6 separate regions of the Homo sapiens genome follow, and all the other regions are linked to region 4. A link is a contact called in ENCODE Hi-C or POLR2A ChIA-PET data. All regions are on one chromosome and are shown on one strand. Each heading gives the region's core, a stretch centred on a gene start or an enhancer-like site at or near the end of the contact. The rest is flanking DNA. Distances are from core to core; before and after follow the strand shown. Region 1 holds the start of MYH10 (myosin heavy chain 10). Region 2 holds the start of DLG4 (discs large MAGUK scaffold protein 4). Region 3 holds the start of EIF5A (eukaryotic translation initiation factor 5A). Region 4 holds the start of KDM6B (lysine demethylase 6B). Region 5 holds the start of ELP5 (elongator acetyltransferase complex subunit 5). Region 6 holds the start of SLC16A13 (solute carrier family 16 member 13).

Evidence for each region. Hi-C counts contacts between places; a loop is a spot of excess contacts on that map. ChIA-PET counts read pairs that join two places held with the same protein, here RNA polymerase II (POLR2A). Pooled maps may share reads with other maps.
Region 1: a loop to region 4 is called in a pooled map, with 8 times the contacts of the local background. The contact joins the promoter of MYH10 here to the promoter of KDM6B in region 4. A Hi-C loop is called at or near these places in 6 of 50 pooled maps. POLR2A ChIA-PET finds 5 or more read pairs at or near these places in 2 of 52 experiments (MCF 10A and activated T-cell).
Region 2: a loop to region 4 is called in a map of gastrocnemius medialis, with 3 times the contacts of the local background. The contact joins the promoter of DLG4 here to the promoter of KDM6B in region 4. A Hi-C loop is called at or near these places in 4 of 168 maps with a recorded cell type or tissue (ascending aorta, gastrocnemius medialis and naive thymus-derived CD4-positive, alpha-beta T cell), 2 of 37 single-sample maps with no recorded cell type and 18 of 50 pooled maps. POLR2A ChIA-PET finds 5 or more read pairs at or near these places in 1 of 52 experiments (activated B cell).
Region 3: a loop to region 4 is called in a map of CD4-positive, alpha-beta memory T cell, with 23 times the contacts of the local background. The contact joins the promoter of EIF5A here to the promoter of KDM6B in region 4. A Hi-C loop is called at or near these places in 5 of 168 maps with a recorded cell type or tissue (CD4-positive, alpha-beta memory T cell, CD8-positive, alpha-beta T cell, gastrocnemius medialis and 2 more), 9 of 37 single-sample maps with no recorded cell type and 18 of 50 pooled maps. POLR2A ChIA-PET finds 5 or more read pairs at or near these places in 3 of 52 experiments (MCF 10A, activated B cell and activated CD4-positive, alpha-beta T cell).
Region 5: a loop to region 4 is called in a map of OCI-LY7, with 11 times the contacts of the local background. The contact joins the promoter of ELP5 here to the promoter of KDM6B in region 4. A Hi-C loop is called at or near these places in 8 of 168 maps with a recorded cell type or tissue (CD8-positive, alpha-beta T cell, OCI-LY7, PC-9 and 5 more), 13 of 37 single-sample maps with no recorded cell type and 19 of 50 pooled maps. POLR2A ChIA-PET finds 5 or more read pairs at or near these places in 1 of 52 experiments (B cell).
Region 6: a loop to region 4 is called in a pooled map, with 7 times the contacts of the local background. The contact joins the promoter of SLC16A13 here to the promoter of KDM6B in region 4. A Hi-C loop is called at or near these places in 1 of 168 maps with a recorded cell type or tissue (naive thymus-derived CD4-positive, alpha-beta T cell), 2 of 37 single-sample maps with no recorded cell type and 9 of 50 pooled maps.

What each region holds. Positions count from the first base shown.
Region 1 is chr17:8,629,392-8,632,091 of GRCh38, forward strand. MYH10 (myosin heavy chain 10) reads right to left here and starts at 1,334. Exons shown (of 43, transcript NM_001256012.3): 1 at 1,263-1,334. RefSeq lists enhancers at 1-485, 486-1,263, 1,264-2,041 and a silencer at 1,526-2,205.
Region 2 is chr17:7,216,328-7,219,027 of GRCh38, forward strand. It overlaps DLG4 (discs large MAGUK scaffold protein 4), which reads right to left and starts at 1,300. Exons shown (of 20, transcript NM_001321075.3): 1 at 791-1,300. The coding sequence starts at 820. It also overlaps a transcript of ACADVL not described here.
Region 3 is chr17:7,306,314-7,309,013 of GRCh38, forward strand. It overlaps EIF5A (eukaryotic translation initiation factor 5A), which reads left to right and starts at 1,315. Exons shown (of 6, transcript NM_001970.5): 1 at 1,315-1,439. RefSeq lists enhancers at 1-440, 312-611, 441-1,251, 2,482-2,700 and silencers at 1,162-1,271, 1,632-1,801, 1,892-2,011.
Region 4 is chr17:7,832,904-7,835,603 of GRCh38, forward strand. KDM6B (lysine demethylase 6B) reads left to right here and starts at 1,314. Exons shown (of 24, transcript NM_001348716.2): 1 at 1,314-1,447. It overlaps DNAH2 (dynein axonemal heavy chain 2), which reads left to right. Exons shown (of 86, transcript NM_020877.5): 84 at 1-25; 85 at 168-318; 86 at 476-839. The coding sequence ends at 630. LOC124904106 (translation initiation factor IF-2) reads right to left here. Exons shown (of 4, transcript XM_047437265.1): 4 at 2,505-2,700. RefSeq lists enhancers at 406-1,017, 1,648-2,147 and silencers at 1,286-1,445, 2,696-2,700.
Region 5 is chr17:7,250,941-7,253,640 of GRCh38, forward strand. It overlaps ELP5 (elongator acetyltransferase complex subunit 5), which reads left to right and starts at 1,275. Exons shown (of 8, transcript NM_203414.3): 1 at 1,275-1,656; 2 at 1,830-1,890; 3 at 1,978-2,058. The coding sequence starts at 1,611. CTDNEP1 (CTD nuclear envelope phosphatase 1) reads right to left here and starts at 794. Exons shown (of 8, transcript NM_001143775.2): 1 at 255-794. The coding sequence starts at 356. RefSeq lists enhancers at 397-984, 985-1,573, 1,442-1,661 and silencers at 522-641, 712-921, 1,692-1,931.
Region 6 is chr17:7,034,608-7,037,307 of GRCh38, forward strand. It overlaps SLC16A13 (solute carrier family 16 member 13), which reads left to right and starts at 1,408. Exons shown (of 4, transcript NM_201566.3): 1 at 1,408-1,974; 2 at 2,120-2,263. The coding sequence starts at 1,776. RefSeq lists enhancers at 847-1,347, 956-1,005, 1,736-1,975.

The DNA.
Region 1 (2,700 bases), core at 84-2,583, 800 kb after region 4:
GCTGCAGAGGCCCTAAAGAAACAGAGATAACGGCTGTAGGCAGAGGCCACGTTATCCAAACCTCACCAGCCCGGTCTGACCCGCCGAGTCGCCAACCTCCTTCCTAAGGCCCTAGTTCCAAACAGGCCTGGCTGGGGGCCTCCCGCTTCCCAGGGCCGCATCCGCCCACCACAGGCCCACAAAGCCCCCACAAATGCCAGGACTCCGCGGCTTCAACTTCCCTCCGAACCAATTCCAGTCCGATTTTATGGGATCAGGGTGTGACCCCCAACTGCAGAAGGCAATGAAGAGACTGCGGCGAGCCATTCCCAGCTCGCTTACACAATAAAGGGATCCCGAGGCGAGTGCTGACCCTCCCCCCGGCCGTCCTGCTGCAGCGCGCCCCGCCACATTTCCCGCCTCGCCCCCTCAAACCGCCTGGGCCTCGCAGGGCGTCCACCCCCGGCCTAGGCGCTCCACGGAGGGCGCGGCAGGACGCCCTCCTCCCGCGCTCCTTCCCCGGCGCCGGCGGAGTCCGACCCTCCCCACGCCCGCGGCCGGCTCCGGAGCCCCTCACCCGCCGCGCGCTTCCCCGGCCGCGCAGAGCCAATGCCCTCCTGTCCCTCCACCCACGGGTCGGGCGCGCGCCGCCCGCCTTCCAAGCCCATGGTGAACCCCTCTGGTGCTGCGGGGGACCGGTCGCGCCAGGCCTAACCCACCCAGCAACCCACGCAGGGGCCCTTCCTGCCCAGCGCCCCCCCACCCTACCGCCGGGACTGCGCTTTCCAGCCCCGCTTAGAATCCCCTCTCTTCCTGGGAGGCAGACACTGGCTCGCGGGGCACGCCGAGACCTCCGCCGGGACACTAGCCCCTCGACCTCGCGCCCCCAGGGATCCCACCCACCGAGAACCTGGTCCTCACGTCCCCACCCCCAGATCTCCATCCCCCAGCCCCCCAGGGGTCGCCCTCCTGCACACCCAGGCCCTGACCCCCGCGGGTTTCACAAGGACTTCATTCCCCGCTCCTCCGGGAGTCTCTCCATCTCCACCCACTGAGGTCCCAGTGCCCCCAGCCCAGGACCCTGCTCAAACTAACCTAAGGTCCCCGCAGCACAAACCCTACAGCTCAGAAGCCCCTCTGTCTTCCCCAGCTCCCGCTTCGGTCCCCCGTTCCTGTCCTCCAGAGCCGCCCGGGACCCCTCAGCCCAGGAGCCATTCCTCCCTCCACAAACTGTCCCCCAGCCCTGGGCCGTGCACTCGGACCCGGGTAGCCGCACCTCTCACCTTCAGCCGAAGATGGTGGCGCGGGCGCACGTCCCCAGCCGCGACCACAGATCCAGCGCCTCAGTCCCAAACCCACCGCTGCCTCCGCCGGGCTCCTTTAGCACTGCTGCTCGGGGCTGCCCCACCCACCCCTACCCTCATTGGGCCAGCTCCACGCCCATCACCGCCGCCCCCAGACCCACTGGTTGGTTTGCGCGCCCATCTCCAAGGGAAGACGTTAGCAACCCGAACGAAGCTACCTTCCCGAGTCCGGCTCCCTCCACCCACCTGGAATGACGCTCATTGGCTCCCGCTCCCAGCCCAGGCCACAGAGGCCCCAATCTCATGGGCTGGCTCTTACGCCCGTCATAGGCTCCGGGAGGTGCGGCCGGGGCAGTGGCGCGGGATTGGCTGGCTCGTGCGTAGATGGACAGCTGAGGCTGGCTGAACGCCCGGCGATCCCGCGAGGCTGCGGGTGCGGGCCCCGCGGCGGCCGGCGCGCTGCGCTGACATTGGCTGTGCGGGCCGCGGGGCAGGTGGGCCGCGGCAGGAGGCTGGCGCTCTGACTGCAGACTCCTCGTCCTAGCGTCAGGCAGCCGCCGCAGCCGCAGCACATTCGAGCGCCCGGTCGCCCCCTGTGCTTGCGGCAGCCGGCATGTACCGCAGCGGGACGGGGTTCCACCGCGGAGTCGCGGGCCCTCAGCGTTGCCTGCAGGGGCGGGGCGGAGCGCGGTCCAGAGTCCTGACGTCACCCCCGGGGCTGCGCGGGGTTGGGGCCGCGGCGCTGCGACTCACCTGCAGTGGGGGAAGGAACGCGGGGGAGGGCGCTGCTCCGCCCATGCGCACAGGGTTTGGCCCGGGACCCGGCTGCGCTCCACGCTGCGGCCACTGTCCCGACCCCGGCCCCAGGCGGACTCTGCCGGGATCGGCCGAGCGCCAGGCGCAGGACACGGTCCTCCAAGGTCGCAGTTTTGGTGTTAGCGGGGTGAGAGGCTCTCCTGCCCAGCCTCCAGGCAAGGCTGAGATTCCAGAAGAATGAGAAGAGAACCGACCTTGGAGAGAAAACTTGGAAGAAACTTTATTCACCTCATTCATTCACTCGTTCAGTCGCTCCTTCATTCATTCATCAGAGCTCCCTACGTGAAGGGCTATGAGAGGTTCTTAAGAATATAAGGCTGGATTCCTGTAGCGCTGTCATATCCCCTAGGGCTTATGAAAACGTTGGAGACTGAAAAACAGTGGCCCCAAAATAACGAAAGGAAACTGGAAAAATCAAAGTAAATAAAATTTAATGAAATGTCTGCAGAATCTAGGCAACTGCAACAAAACTCTTGCATAATTATATATAAATATAATAAAGTCTAAATCACATGAACAAAATGAATTATTCATACAAAACCTGAAAGTCAAGATCATAAAAATTCACAGCAAGATGCAGTTATTAATCAGTTATTAATGT
Region 2 (2,700 bases), core at 50-2,549, 620 kb before region 4:
ACCCACCCGGTCCCCCTCCTCAAATCCCCTCTCTCCCTAAGCCTCTCATCCTCCTCCTCAGGGGCTGGCAAGCTCGGCTGCTGCAATCTTCTGCCTCCTATGGGAGTACCCCCAAATCCTTGCCTCACCTGGTCCATTCCCTCAGGTGATCCCATGCCAGGGCCCCAGCCCTCTGACAACTTCCAACTACCTCCATTCTATATGACTGAACCCTAAATTAACAGTTCCCTCAAATTGAGAGAGCATCCCTAAATGCAGCCACCACGAGATGCTTGTTCTAGAGTCTGAAGGCCCACCCCTTCCCTGCCAGCTGACACCCCCAGATCAGTCAGGCACTCACAACCAATAACCTTTACCCCATGCCAGGAGCCCCCCAAAACTGGACAAGGCCCTTGGAAGCCAGCTTTTCCCTGGGGAGGAAAGAGGAACCCCCCAACATAGCCCACCTTCCCACATACACCAGCAGGACTCCCTTATGAGCCAGGCTTCTCCTTAAATAAGTCTCCCTCAAACAGCGCTGATGAACCCCCAAACCCGCCAGGCCCCCCGAACCATGGAATATCCTAAATTTTCCATATCCCTACAGGTACAAAGGGATCACTCCAGGGGGCACCTGTGGCCAAATCCTGCATTTTCTCAGATGTGAACCCCAAAACTAAATTAAGACCCCCAAATACATCTTACTTCTGATGCTGCCACTCCAGGGGCGCCAGTCCCAGATAAGGCCTACTAACCCCTCCCCACAAACTCATACCCTCCCCCCAGTTTATAGCCCCCCCATCATGCTTACCTTGGTTGTCACTATACAGAGACAGTCCATGTTGGGGGGCCTGGCCGCGGCGGCGGGTAAGGGGCTCTGACTTCATCGGAGTTTCGTTCCTCCCCTCCGTGGGTTCTCACCCCTCCCCCCTCCGCACCCCACTTTTGCAGGGGGGGCCAGGATGGGGGGAGGGGTGAGAGGGGAAGGAGGGGGTTGGAGAAGGGAAGGGGAGGGGAGCGTGGGAGGGAGGGGAAGGGGGCCCTAAAAGGGGCTCCCCAGTGGAGGGGAGGGGGCTTGGGGAGCACACCCCGATTCTCAGGAGGGGCGGGGGCACCGGGGGCTGGCAGCCCCGGAGTTCGGGGGCTGGGGCATGAGCTGGGGTGGGGGAGGGGAACTGGATTTCGGGGAGCCCCGGGGTAGGGGGGGGTCTTGCCAAACGGCCAGGGGCTAGGGGCCGTGGCGGGGGAGTGGGGTGGGGGGGTTGGAAACGGCAGCGGCCGAGGGAGCCGTGGAGCCGAAGAGGGAAGGGGAGAGAGGAGGAGAGAGGAAGCAGGGGGAGGGAGGGAGGGAGCTAGGAGCCAGAATGGGGGGGGTGCCTTGGCAGAGTTAACTCCTTCTGTGCTGGCAGGAACCCGGATAATGGGAAAGGAGATAGAAGCAGAAGCACAGAGGCCCCTGAGGCAAACATGGAGACCTGGCCAGCCACCAGCGATGACAGCAAAGACGATGAGGCTGGATTTCATTTCTTAGAGAAGGAAGCATCTATAGTTGGGCTGGGAGCACCCACGGTTATTTGAATACGGGAGGGAGGCCTCTCGGCAGGCGGTAGGGGGTCGGGTGTGAGGGAGGAGCTGAAGGAGGCAATCCCTGGGGGCCTAGTTCTCCCTCAGGTTTCTCAGGGGGAAACCTAAAAAGTTAAGCCCTAGACTCTTTAGTGCCTGAAACTGGGGCAGCCAAAGAAAACGAGGAAGAAAGGGAGAGTGGGTACAGGACCACAGAGAGTGCATTCTCGGTGCCCCAAGTCCCTGGGCCACTGACTCAGGCTTTTGTCAGCAGGGCCCCCAAGATTCCAGGTAATATTAGTGATATTTGGCTCACCCCTCCAGCCCTGCCTGCCCCTCAGGAAGTTAGGCGCTCGCCCCCACCTCCTTACCTGACTCTCTGAGAGGGAAGCCTCATAATAGTCCAGGATGTCTGTCACAGGAACAGAACTGAGTTACCTCCCCACCCCAGGCCTCTCCAGGCACATCACCCCTGTCATCACCGCTGCTGGCTGGCTGGCAAGGGAGGAGCCCTTTCAGCCAAGGCTGGTCCACACTCATGGAGGACACCATAGGCAGGACCCTGCATGGTGCTCCAGCTTGGACCAAATGATCTCTGGGCTCCCAAACAGCCCCCGAAGTTCAGTAATGGCCCTTGGAGGCCCAGGTCCCTCAGAAAACGGGCTACTCACCCAGCAAGGCCTGGAAGAGGTCGCTATGCAGCACTGTGAGGAGTGGGGGTGCCCACCGCAGCAGTGGGGGTGCCAGGAGCCAGAGGGCTGACCTGGGAGCTAGTGAGATGCAAGGAGAATTGGGACAGGGAAGATGCCAACACAGGAAGATGAACACACTGTCACTTCATCTCCCCAGACTGTGCCCTTCACCCCAGCCCCTACGGAAAGATTTGGGGAGAAGGATCTCCGAGCCCCAGCCCCCCACTTCGCTCCCAGACCTCCCCTCCACAAGGAGCCCTGTTTTTCACCTCTTGGTCTCTGGGACATCTCTCTCTTCTCTCACTTTAATCTCCCTAATCCTCCAGGATTGGAGTTGAGCTGCTTCTCCCCACTAAATTCCAGCTGTGAGTAAAGTAGGCCGTCTCTGAGCCGACCAGCTGTCCCATTCCCCCAGGTCCCAAGGCACCAGCACCGCCACCATCTTGCTCCACACACCCTGGCCCCC
Region 3 (2,700 bases), core at 65-2,564, 530 kb before region 4:
TCTTGAACTCCTGACCTTGTGATCCGCCCGCCTCGGCCTCCCAAAGTGCTGGGATTACAGGCGTGAGCCACCGCTCCCGGCCTACCACTATTTTATTTTATTTATGTATTATTTATTTATGTTTTTGAGACTTGAGTTTCGCTCTTGTTACCCAGGCTGGAGTGCAATGGCGCAATCTCGGCTCACGGCAACCTCCACAGGAGAAGCGATTCTCCTGTCCCAGCCTCCCGAGTAGCTGGGATTACAGGCATGCGCCGCCACGCCCGGCTAATTTTGTATTTTTAGTAGAGACGGGGTTTCTCCATGTTGGTCAGGCTGGTCTCGAACTCCCGACCTCAGGTGATCCGCCCGCCTCGGCCTCCCAGAGTGCTGAGATTACAGGTGTCAGCCACCGCGCCCGGCCCACCACTCATTTTTATAGACAATTTTTTCTAAGGGACCTCGTAGACAATACTTTGGGGAACCGCAGAGCACAGTTGGGGAAAACACAGTAATACCATCTAAGTTTCTTTACTGAGGACCTCAGAGCCGAATGGCCTCTATGGATGCCATAGAGACCAATACGGACTGAGGGTTTAAAGAAGATGGTGTCCGCCGCAGGACCGCTCTATCTTCTCGGGTGAACTCTATGGCAGAGCATAGGCATTCGATTTAGAGAAGTGAAGCCGAGATGGGTGGGAACCCGACCACACTAGCGCGCTAGAAGAGTGGGGCGGAAAGACATCTCCCGCGCATGTGTGGAACTGGGGGGACTGATTCCAAGACAAGGCGCCCACCCCACAGAGCAAGTTTTCTGAAACGTGTGAGTCGTTTAAGTCCAGTTAAAGCCGAGGTGGGGCGTATCCTGAGACGCATGCGTTCTAGACGAGACAAGTGATCTAGCGGCGTGGTCTTTTCAACGCCTGGCGTACTGACGGCGTCTGAGGTGGAAGGGGTTGTTTAGGATTCCGAACACGCATGCGTTCTGAGACCCAGGCGTTTCCTTTAGAGGGTGTGGAGTGCAGGGCTCCTTATTGCGCAGGCGCAAGGACTGCCCGGTAGGACGAGCGGTCTATCAAGGGGAGGGAAGATGAGGTTGAAGAGATTAAAAAACCGGGTGCGCCTGCGCGTTGCAGATTAGTTGAAAACGCTCAGGGTTTGTGAGGGGCGGGGTCACGTATGCGCGTCATTGGACGGGTCGGTGGGAGGGAGGGTGGAGATGGGTAGGGTGTGTGCGCTTGCGCAGTGCGGGGGTGGAGGGCGGAGGAGATAGATAGCACGCTTGCGCGGCTGTCATAGGGCTGCTTGGTTGGTCAGTGGGGAGTCGGCGCCTGCGTACTAAGACCCGTGTGCAGCAGCGGCGGCGGCGGTAGAGGCGGCGGCGGCGGCGGCAGCGGGCTCGGAGGCAGCGGTTGGGCTCGCGGCGAGCGGACGGGGTCGAGTCAGTGCGTTCGCGCGAGGTGAGAGCGGGCAGGGCGCGTGTGCGCGGTACCTTGGCTTGGGCCCGGGAGAAGATGGAACTGCGCGGGGGTCGGGGAGGGGGCAGAGGGGAGCGGCGGCCGCCGCCGCACGGGTTCGGCCAGAGAGCGGCGCGAGGTGAGGAGAGGCGCGGGCGCGCGCCCCGGTTGGCGCGCGGGGTGACGGTTGGGGTTGGCCCGGTGACGTTGGAGCGACGCAGGGCGGGGGACGGCGAGCCGCGAGGCAGCCACGCGGGAGAGGCCGCCAGGCGGCCACGCCGGGGCGAGGGCCAGGGGCCAGATCGGCCCACCGGGGCAAGGGTACCTGGGCCGTTGAGGACCCGGCTCAGCGCGGCCACGTGAGGTGGGGGAGGGGGCTATTCGGTGAGAGGGCATGATGGGGGGGGTTGGCGGACGGCCGGGGGGAGGGGAGGCGGCGTGGCTCCGGCCTGGCGCAGTCTCTGAGGAGGGGGCGGCCGCGGCACCGGAAGTGCCCCCCACGGGAGGCTGCCCTCGGGGTCGCAGGCCGCATGGCCAAGCGTGGACCGGGGCCGCATGGCAGCGCGGGGACCCCTCCCCCCAGGTCCCGGCCACCGGAAGCCCGGAACGGCCACATGGTCGGCAGGAGCCGGCAGCCCCTAGCGCGGGGAGCTAGTCCTCGCGGGGGTTCCGAGGGGGCCTGAGATTTTGAGGAGTGGAAGCCGGAGGCTCGGGTCCTAATCACCCCGGAGGGCCTGCTGCAGGCATATGTTAGCGCTTCCCAACCTCAAGGGCCCCAGGAGCTTTCCTGAAAAACCCTCCTGTGAAGTGTGGCGGTCAGCCAGGTGTAAGTGGCACCCCTTCGAGCTGGGAGGCCGGAGAAATGGGGAAACAGGGCGTTTGGACAGGAGCCCAACTTTTCTGTCGGCCTGGGTGGACAGCGCCTAAAAGCCTCAGGCAGATGAGTTTCCCACCGTGATAGGCGTTCTTCACCTTGTCACTGTCTTCCTGTTGTAACTGGTTTGGGAGTTCCACGGTTTCGAAGTCCTTAACTCTACTAGCCTAGTATGATTTTCTACTACTCACTACTACCAACCTTTTGCTTTCATTTTATTGTCATTCACCACCCCCCACCTCTCCCACTTTCTACTGACTGTACTGGCCCGGCCTGAAAAGCCGACAGGACAGATGCATCCTGGGAAAAGTGGGAGGGCCTTCCAGGAGAGGCTGGGTTCCTGGGTTCTCTTTGGGAACCAAGATCGAGGTGTTTGGCAGGGGGATCATT
Region 4 (2,700 bases), core at 64-2,563:
CAGCAACCTAGTGTATCCCCCCAAGGTGGGAGCCAGTTGTGCTTGGGGCTCTGAGCAAAAGAGGGTACTGGAAATAATTGGACGAAAAGGGAGGAGAGAGGGAGCAGGTCAGGGGCGCTGGCAATTGAAGTCTAGCTTCTCCCAGACCTGCTCCCATTTCTCCCCAGGATGGTGTCTGGGTCCGGGGCCTGTACCTGGAAGGTGCTGGCTGGGACCGGAAGAACTCCTGCTTGGTGGAGGCAGAGCCCATGCAGCTTGTCTGCCTCATGCCCACGATCCACTTCCGGCCTGCAGAGAGCCGCAAGAAGAGCGCCAAGGGTGGGACAGCTCCCCAGGCAGGACCTGCCTGCCCCGTCCCTAGTTTGGAACTTAACCCATTCTCTGCTCCAGCCCATCCCACACCCGCTCCTGCCCTGCTCCTGCCCTGCTCTCCCGGAGGCTCCAGGGGTCTGACTTCTCCTCTCCTTTCCCCCAGGCATGTACTCCTGCCCCTGCTATTACTATCCCAACCGGGCAGGCAGCTCAGACCGAGCCTCCTTTGTCATCGGCATTGACCTGCGGTCTGGGGCCATGACACCTGATCATTGGATCAAGAGGGGCACTGCTCTACTCATGAGCCTGGACAGCTGAGACCTCCTCCTCTTCTCCGCTTGAGAGAGAGGGTCAGGGACTCCAGGAGCTAAGACAGATGTTGCACCTAGGACTGAGGCCGGACCTCACTCAGACTTTGACCTTGGCCGAATTTGTGTGATGTGGCCCTGGAGATACCTAGTTGTGTTAGCCATAAAAGTGAAAGAGTTGTATTGGAGCTCAGTGCTGTAAAACACCCGCGACAACAAGCCTTAAGTCTCTCAATGCAATGGTGAGGGTCTGGGGAGGGAGGAAGCCCAGGCCTCACGGAGGACAGAGCTACTGCGGAGCTGCTACTGGACGGGGAAAGAAGCGAGGGAGGTGGGGCGGCCTGGAGCGGAACGGAGGCGTGGCCCTGAACGAATGGGCAGGGCGGAGCCGCCTGAAGAGGCTGTGGCTTAAGTCTCCGGGCAGGACTTCAGTGGGTGGGGCGGGGCTTACCTTAGAAGGGCGCGTGATCCAAATGAGTAGGGATTTGTCAGGCAGGGATCAGGGCTGAACCCCGTACACTGCACCCTGAGGCCCGCACCCTGAAGCCCGCACCCCGCACCCGGCATCCTAGCCGGCACCCGCCCTGAGGCGAGCGGGACCGGCAGAAGACGGGGCGGAGCCGGAGAGGGGGACTAGAGCGCGAGGAGGGGCGGGACCACAAGGGGGCGGGGCTGGGGAGCGGGGGTGCGGGTGTTTGTGTTGGAAAATCCAACTGCGCCACTGGGCGGAGCGGCCCCCCCAGCCCCGGCCTGGGAGAAGGGGGGGCCGCTCGACCCCCTGGGATACCTTGGGGAGCCTGAACACCTGGGACCCCCCCCAGAACCAGGTAACGGGGAGCCGCGAGGACGTCTGTAAAGAGGGAAACCCTCTCCTTGCAGCAGGGCAGGACGCCTGAGTCTCTGGAGGGGTAGAGCTGGGGATGGACGTTTGGGTCTTGGGAAGGGCACTGGGAAGAAGACTGGGGCGGAGGTCATGGGTCCCCTAGAAGAGAGAACGGCGGGGAAGGAGGAAGAACTGGGAGGCAGATGTCTCAGGTTCCAAATGTCCAGAGGGGCCTGAAAGGACTCCCCGTTCCCCTTGGGCTGGGATTCCCCTTCCCGACTCCAGGGCGGGGCGGGGCGGGGCGCGGCGGTCCTTACTGAAGGGCAGGACTAAAGGGCAGAGTTTGCAGACAGGTCAATGCCATGGCCCAGTAAGGTCAGATGTGGTCAGACTTGGGTGTGTCCCGGTCCCAGGACTACTTTAAGTCTCCCTCCAGTTCTCTGCACGGGTGAGGTGTAGAAGCCTCAGCCTGACCTTCCCACCAGCGGCCCCGAGAGCTTCCCAGCGGTAGCCTTCGCCTTCTTCCCACCACCCCCCTGCGCCTCCCTTTCACTCCGTCTCGCCCCGCTAGCCTCCTCATCCCTAGTCCTTCTCCCACTCCGCCGTTCCCGAACCCTAGCGCGCCCCGCACGGCTTCTCGGTGCGGAGCCTTCCCAACGTAGCCACAAGATGGCGAGGGCGAGACGCACCCAGGGCAGGTGGGGGATGTGACCGTGAAAGTAGCTGAAGCCCCCCGCCCCGGTCCGAGGGAAAGGTAGGCTGAGGCCCCCACTTGACTTCCTGTGATCTGGGCCCCCTCACAGGAAATTGTGGGCAGGAGGTCGCAGCGCAGAAGACGGGGAGGGGGCTGGGGACTCAATCTCCGCCTCTCCCGGCTGGGGTAAATAGTGGGGAGGGGGGCACGCGGGGTGGTTGCTAAGCGACGTAGATTCGCTTCCTGTTTGCTGCAGCTTATGTTGTGACACTGGTGGGGGTTAGAGACAGCGGAGGGCCTGAAGACTGTGGGGAAGGCCGAGGGCAGGACGCCTGGTTCCCGGGACAGGAAGAGCCCTGGGAGGAAGGCGGGGAGGTAGCGAGCTGCGCCGCGACCGAAGGGGACTCGGTGGTTGTCCGGAGGGGGTTAGGGACCGAGGCGCAGCGTTGACCTCGGCTCCCCTTCCCTCCCCTGGGTTGCTTGTCCTGTTGCCAGAGTAACTGGAGGGCGAGACTTGGGAGCCGGATTCCCGAACTCTCCCGTCCGCCCAATCCGCTCCAGCG
Region 5 (2,700 bases), core at 25-2,524, 580 kb before region 4:
CTTAGCCCCCAAGAGTTGCCAAATCCTGTCCCATCTAGCCCCATCAAAACCCCCAAGGGCAAGGTTCTATTACAAGGGTCTCCCACCTCGCCCCGCTTAGGGTGCCCAATTCTCTGGCGAGAAAAGCCCCAGCCAGGATTCCCTTCCTAGGCCCAAACAGAGGCCCGACACTCCGAAAACCCCTGAGCACCACGGACAGATGTCCCCAACACCGCCAGACGTCCCCAACACCGCCAGCGCCCACCCTGGCTCACCGTGCGGATCTGCCTCCGCAGAAGGTAAATGAAGAAGCTCCAGAGCTTGGCGGCGAAGGCCACGAACGTGCGCAGCCCCAGCAGACACTGCGTCCGCATCATCCCGATGACCCCGGCACCGCCGGCCCCGGGGCCCCCGCGGCCCAGCTCCGCCAGCCCCCCGGGGGCAGCCCCCCGCCGCCGGGAGGGGGAACGGGGGCCCCGAGTGGCAGGAGAGGCTGCAGAGAGGGGCACGGAGCGGGCGGCTCAGAAAGCCACCCCTGGCGAGGGTAAAGCCCAGCGGAACGGGGAGCTGGGGGACAGGCGTGGGCAGCCCGCGGGGGCCCACATGGGCTGGGAGTGGCACCGACGGCTTCGGGGAGGTTGCGGGCCGAGACAGGTAGGGCTAGGATGGGGTCCTCCGAGACCTGGAGGGAAGGGGAAGGATAATTGGGGGAGGGGGCAGTGGGGGAGGGGGCTAGGGAAAAGGGAGGAAGGGAAAAGGGAAGGGGAGGGGGGGAAAGCAGAGAGTGGCCCGCTGCGCAGGCGCGCTAGGGGGCTGCTCGCAGGAACGGGGAGGGCGGGGGCAGCGGCGCGCAAAGGGCCGCGGCAGCGGAGAACGGGCCTGCAGAGCGAAGGAGCAGGGAAGGAGGGGGAGGGGGAGCCGGAGGGCGCAGAGCGCTGGGCCGGAGCGGCCTCCCCCTCCCCGAGCTCGGGGGTCCTTTAGCCGCTGGGGACCGGGGCTGCAGCCTCTGCAGCTGGGTTTCCCACTCTGACAGGCGCCATTTTACCGTCCAAAGGACTCCCTCTTCCTGTCTTTCCCCCTCCTCTTCCCCTTTGACACTACTTCCGGTGGTGACGTGTATTCGCTTCACCGGGACTAAGTTCCTCCTGCGCGGTCTATGGCGGGTAGGTATAAGGAAAGCCAAAAGCACTCCAAGCGAGGCTGCAGTATTGCGCACGCGCAGAAGGTGGCCGCGGGGCGGGGCCTGAGGCGAAGCAGGCCCCGCCTCAAACTGCGTGGGCGGGGAGAGTGACGTCACTTGGCCCGCGCTTAGGGCCCTCGCGGGGGGCTTGTGGGTCCTCCTCCCCCTCCCACTGACAACTGCCCCAACTGCTCTTCCCGCCCCGGTCACAGTGAAAATGTAGACGGGGTCGTTGTCCGTACGACTGTGCGCCAGGGCTCGGGGAGGGGCGCCCTCCGCGTGAGCGCCCCCCTGGGAATATTGAACATAATCACCTCTCATTCCAGACTATGTTAGGTCTTAATGGTGGGAGGACGCCCGAGTGCTCGGCCCGTTTCACCCCGAGGAGGAAGGACACTGGGTCATGACGCCATCAGAGGGCGCCAGAGCAGGGACCGGACGCGAGTTGGAGATGTTGGACTCGCTGTTGGCCTTGGGCGGCCTGGTGCTGCTTCGGGGTGAGAGCCAGAGGCACGGTGGCGGGGCGGGGGGTGCGGTTCGGGCCTGGCTGAGGGGACGGAAGTGGGCAGGAAGGGCCAGGGGTCACAGGCTAGGTGTGGAAATCGCGACGGGTTCGCGAAGGCGGTAATCCCAGCGCTCTCATACCCTTTATCCGTCCCTCGCTCTGCAGATTCCGTGGAGTGGGAGGGGCGCAGTCTCTTGAAGGCGCTTGTCAAGAAATCTGCACTGTGGTGAGTATCCCACAGTGTCTCCCCGGCCTACCCTGGATAGGGCACCTGTGCCCACTCTTTGACAATCCCTTCTCATCTCTGCCTTAGTGGGGAGCAAGTGCATATCCTGGGCTGTGAAGTGAGCGAGGAAGAGTTTCGTGAAGGTTTTGACTCTGATATCAACAATCGGTAAGTACCAGTTGGAAGAGATTTGATTAAATTTGAGACCTATAATGCTAAGGAAATTTCTTTACAACAAGCGCAGAACCTGGTATGTAGTAGCAGTTCCTTAAATATTCATTGAAGAATTGGATATGGATCTTTCAGGAGGCAAGAATTAATAAGAGGAGTGATGAGTATTTGGGGAGTCCAAAGCAAAGATCATAGAAGTCGAGAGAGAAATAGCCTGGAAATAGGGAGAACATGTGGGAAGGGTATTGCAGTAATCCGTTAATCCGGCTTCACTCTTTAAGGTACATATGTACCGAGCACCAACTATCAACCAGGTGCTGTGCAAGATACTGGAGACGGCAGTGAGTGAGACCTGTTCCTGACCTAATGAATTTTAGGGAATAATGGTAGGAAGTGATAGAGGCCTGGTTTAAGGCAGTGGCAGTAGAGATGGAAAGTTTAGAACACATGTAAAGGACTTTAGTGGGTAGAATTTCCAGGATTTATTGACTAATATGGGGGAGAAGAAAGTATTGAGATAAGGAAGTTCCTAAACCCAGCGGCATGCCTGATCAGGAGACATTAAGAACCATTAGTAGGATGCTTTCTACTTCCTAGTCCCGGCAACTCAGTGGATGATAATAGTAGTTTACATCTTAT
Region 6 (2,700 bases), core at 158-2,657, 800 kb before region 4:
AAAAATACCAAAATTAACTGGGCGTTGTGGTGGGAGCCTGTAATCCCAGAAACTCAGGAGACTGAGGCAGGAGAATCACTTGAACCCGGGAGGTGGAGGTTGCAGTGAGCCAAGATCATGCCACTGCACTCCAGCCTGGGCCACAGAGCAAGACTCCATCTCAAAATAAATAAATAAATAAATAAATAAATAAATAAATAAATAAATAAAAGACTGGAACTGTGATCTGATTCTAAAGACCCGAGTTCTTAATCACTATGTAATACAGCCACAGCAATTTCTGTATCTTTGGCATATTCCCCACCAGCCGACATTTTGACTCTTAGAAAGTATATATGTGTATTATTGATGATTACTTTTATTTCCCACATATAAAATTATTTAAGGCTCAATATGTCTTTTAAGACTACACACCTCCCTCCCTGCCTCCACTTCTTGTTTGCTGCTTTCCCCAGTAATCTGGGAGTGAACATTGAGTCCACGGTTTCAAGGTCAGGGTCCTGGGAAGTATGGCTTATAATGAAGGAACAGGAAATCCAAGCCATTGGTGTTATGGAGACTGGGAAGGACTGGGGAGTGTTTGCTAGGGGCCTGAGGACTACTTGGGTAAGAGGGGGCTGACTGCTCCAGTGGCCAGGGTCATAGTTTGTCTCTTTAGTCTACCCCACCATCAGATCAAAAAAGGTGGTTAGGAAGTGGTTGTTACTAGAGGGCAGAGGAAAAGGTTCCAGCCCCAGTGAGGAAGAGGTAGGTGGTGTTGGTGGGGCCCTGTGTGAGCTTACAGCCGCCCTTCCTCTCCTCAGTTATTTTTGGTCTCTGTGACCTGTAGGTTTCCTGTTAGTGGGAACAGAAGTGACAGGAACGAGTTCCCACTACAGAAATGAACGCCAGGAGTCCAACTCATTCCCCTTCTCTCTTCCCTTAGCCGTTGAACTTCTCAGGGATCCAGGCTTCTAGGTCTGCGTGCCTAGGGCTGCGTGTTAGTGGCTTCAGGCGCTGCGCCAAACACTTCGTTTGAGTCTCATCTCCTAACCCCTCCCCTACCCCCAACAGGGCCTTGCAATTCCTGGACCCCTCATTAAAGCAAGAGAGTCCTCTCCTCTCCAGACCCAGTTTACCCACCACTAACCCTTCCGTGTGGCTCTGGGTGCTGAAACGGGGATGACTTGGCCCGCTAGGTGAAGAGGAGACGGAAGCTTCCTGGCAGTCCCCGCGTCACGTGGGGCCCTACCTAGTCAGCCTCCTAACGCCCCTCCTTACGCATGCGCCCATTCACTGCTGGTCCCCAACAATGCCTAAATCCCGCCCTGCCCTTCTCGTTCCGCCCCTGCCCGGGAGCCCCGCGTCCTCATTGGCGAGCTCCAGGGTGGCCCGGCCCGGACACCCCAGTGATAAAATAGATCATCTACACGGAAACTGGCGCGCTCCAGGGGTGGGGCCCAAACTCAGTTCCACCCTCTGGCTCCCAGCCGAACACCGAACCGGGACCGATCCGGCCCCGGCTTGAACTAGCTCAGCTCCGAGCTCGCGGAACCACGCCCCCGGGAGACTCTGGCCCGGCCAGCGCGGGCCAGGTCTTCAGTCCTATATCGCCCCGCCTTGGGAAAAGGTGCAGGGGCCTCTCGCCGCCTCGTCGGGCCCTTCCTCTCTACCTGCCTCTCCAACCCCTCTCGGCCCCGAGCCACCCGGCAGCGGGGGTGGGTGTGCAGAGGTGCGGCGTCCAGAACCCGGCTCCTGCAGAGGCTCTGGGTGGCAGCAGCCCTGTTACCGCTTAGATGGCGCGCAGGACAGAGCCCCCCGACGGGGGCTGGGGATGGGTGGTGGTGCTCTCAGCGTTCTTCCAGTCGGCGCTTGTGTTTGGGGTGCTCCGCTCCTTTGGGGTCTTCTTCGTGGAGTTTGTGGCGGCGTTTGAGGAGCAGGCAGCGCGCGTCTCCTGGATCGCCTCCATAGGAATCGCGGTGCAGCAGTTTGGGAGTGAGTGCGGCGCCTGGATCTGGCGGACTGCGACCCTCGGAAGGGAGAGGGAATGCGGCGACTGGGAAGTGGAAGGGCGAGGGGCGGGAGATGCTGGGGGGGAGACCCCTGAGATCTTCTCGCAGCGCCCCTTCCACTTCCTCAGGCCCGGTAGGCAGTGCCCTGAGCACGAAGTTCGGGCCCAGGCCCGTGGTGATGACTGGAGGCATCTTGGCTGCGCTGGGGATGCTGCTCGCCTCTTTTGCTACTTCCTTGACCCACCTATACCTGAGTATTGGGTTGCTGTCAGGTGAGAGCCTGCACAAGGGCAGGAGAGTCAAATGCTTAGATCGTTGGATGTTCACCTCCTTCCTGCTCCTTCCAAAGGGTTCGGGGAGAAGCTGAGGGAAAGTTTAGCTAGCACCTGTACCCAGAAGGGAATTCTTAATAGGAATGACTAAAGCGACAAACATGGTGAGGAATTAGGAAATTCAAGGATGATGAAACCTGGCCGGGCACGGTGGCTCACGCCTGTAATCCCAGCACTTTGGGAAGCCGAGGCGGGTGGATCACGAGGTCAGGAGTTTGAGACCAGCCTGGCCAACATGGTGAAACCCCGTCTCTACAAAAATACAAAAATTAGCCGGGCCTGGTGGCGCTAATCCCAGTTACTCGGGAGGCTGAGGCAGGAGAATCGCTTGAACCCGGGAGGCGGAGGTTGCAGTGAGCCAAGATCGCACCACTGCA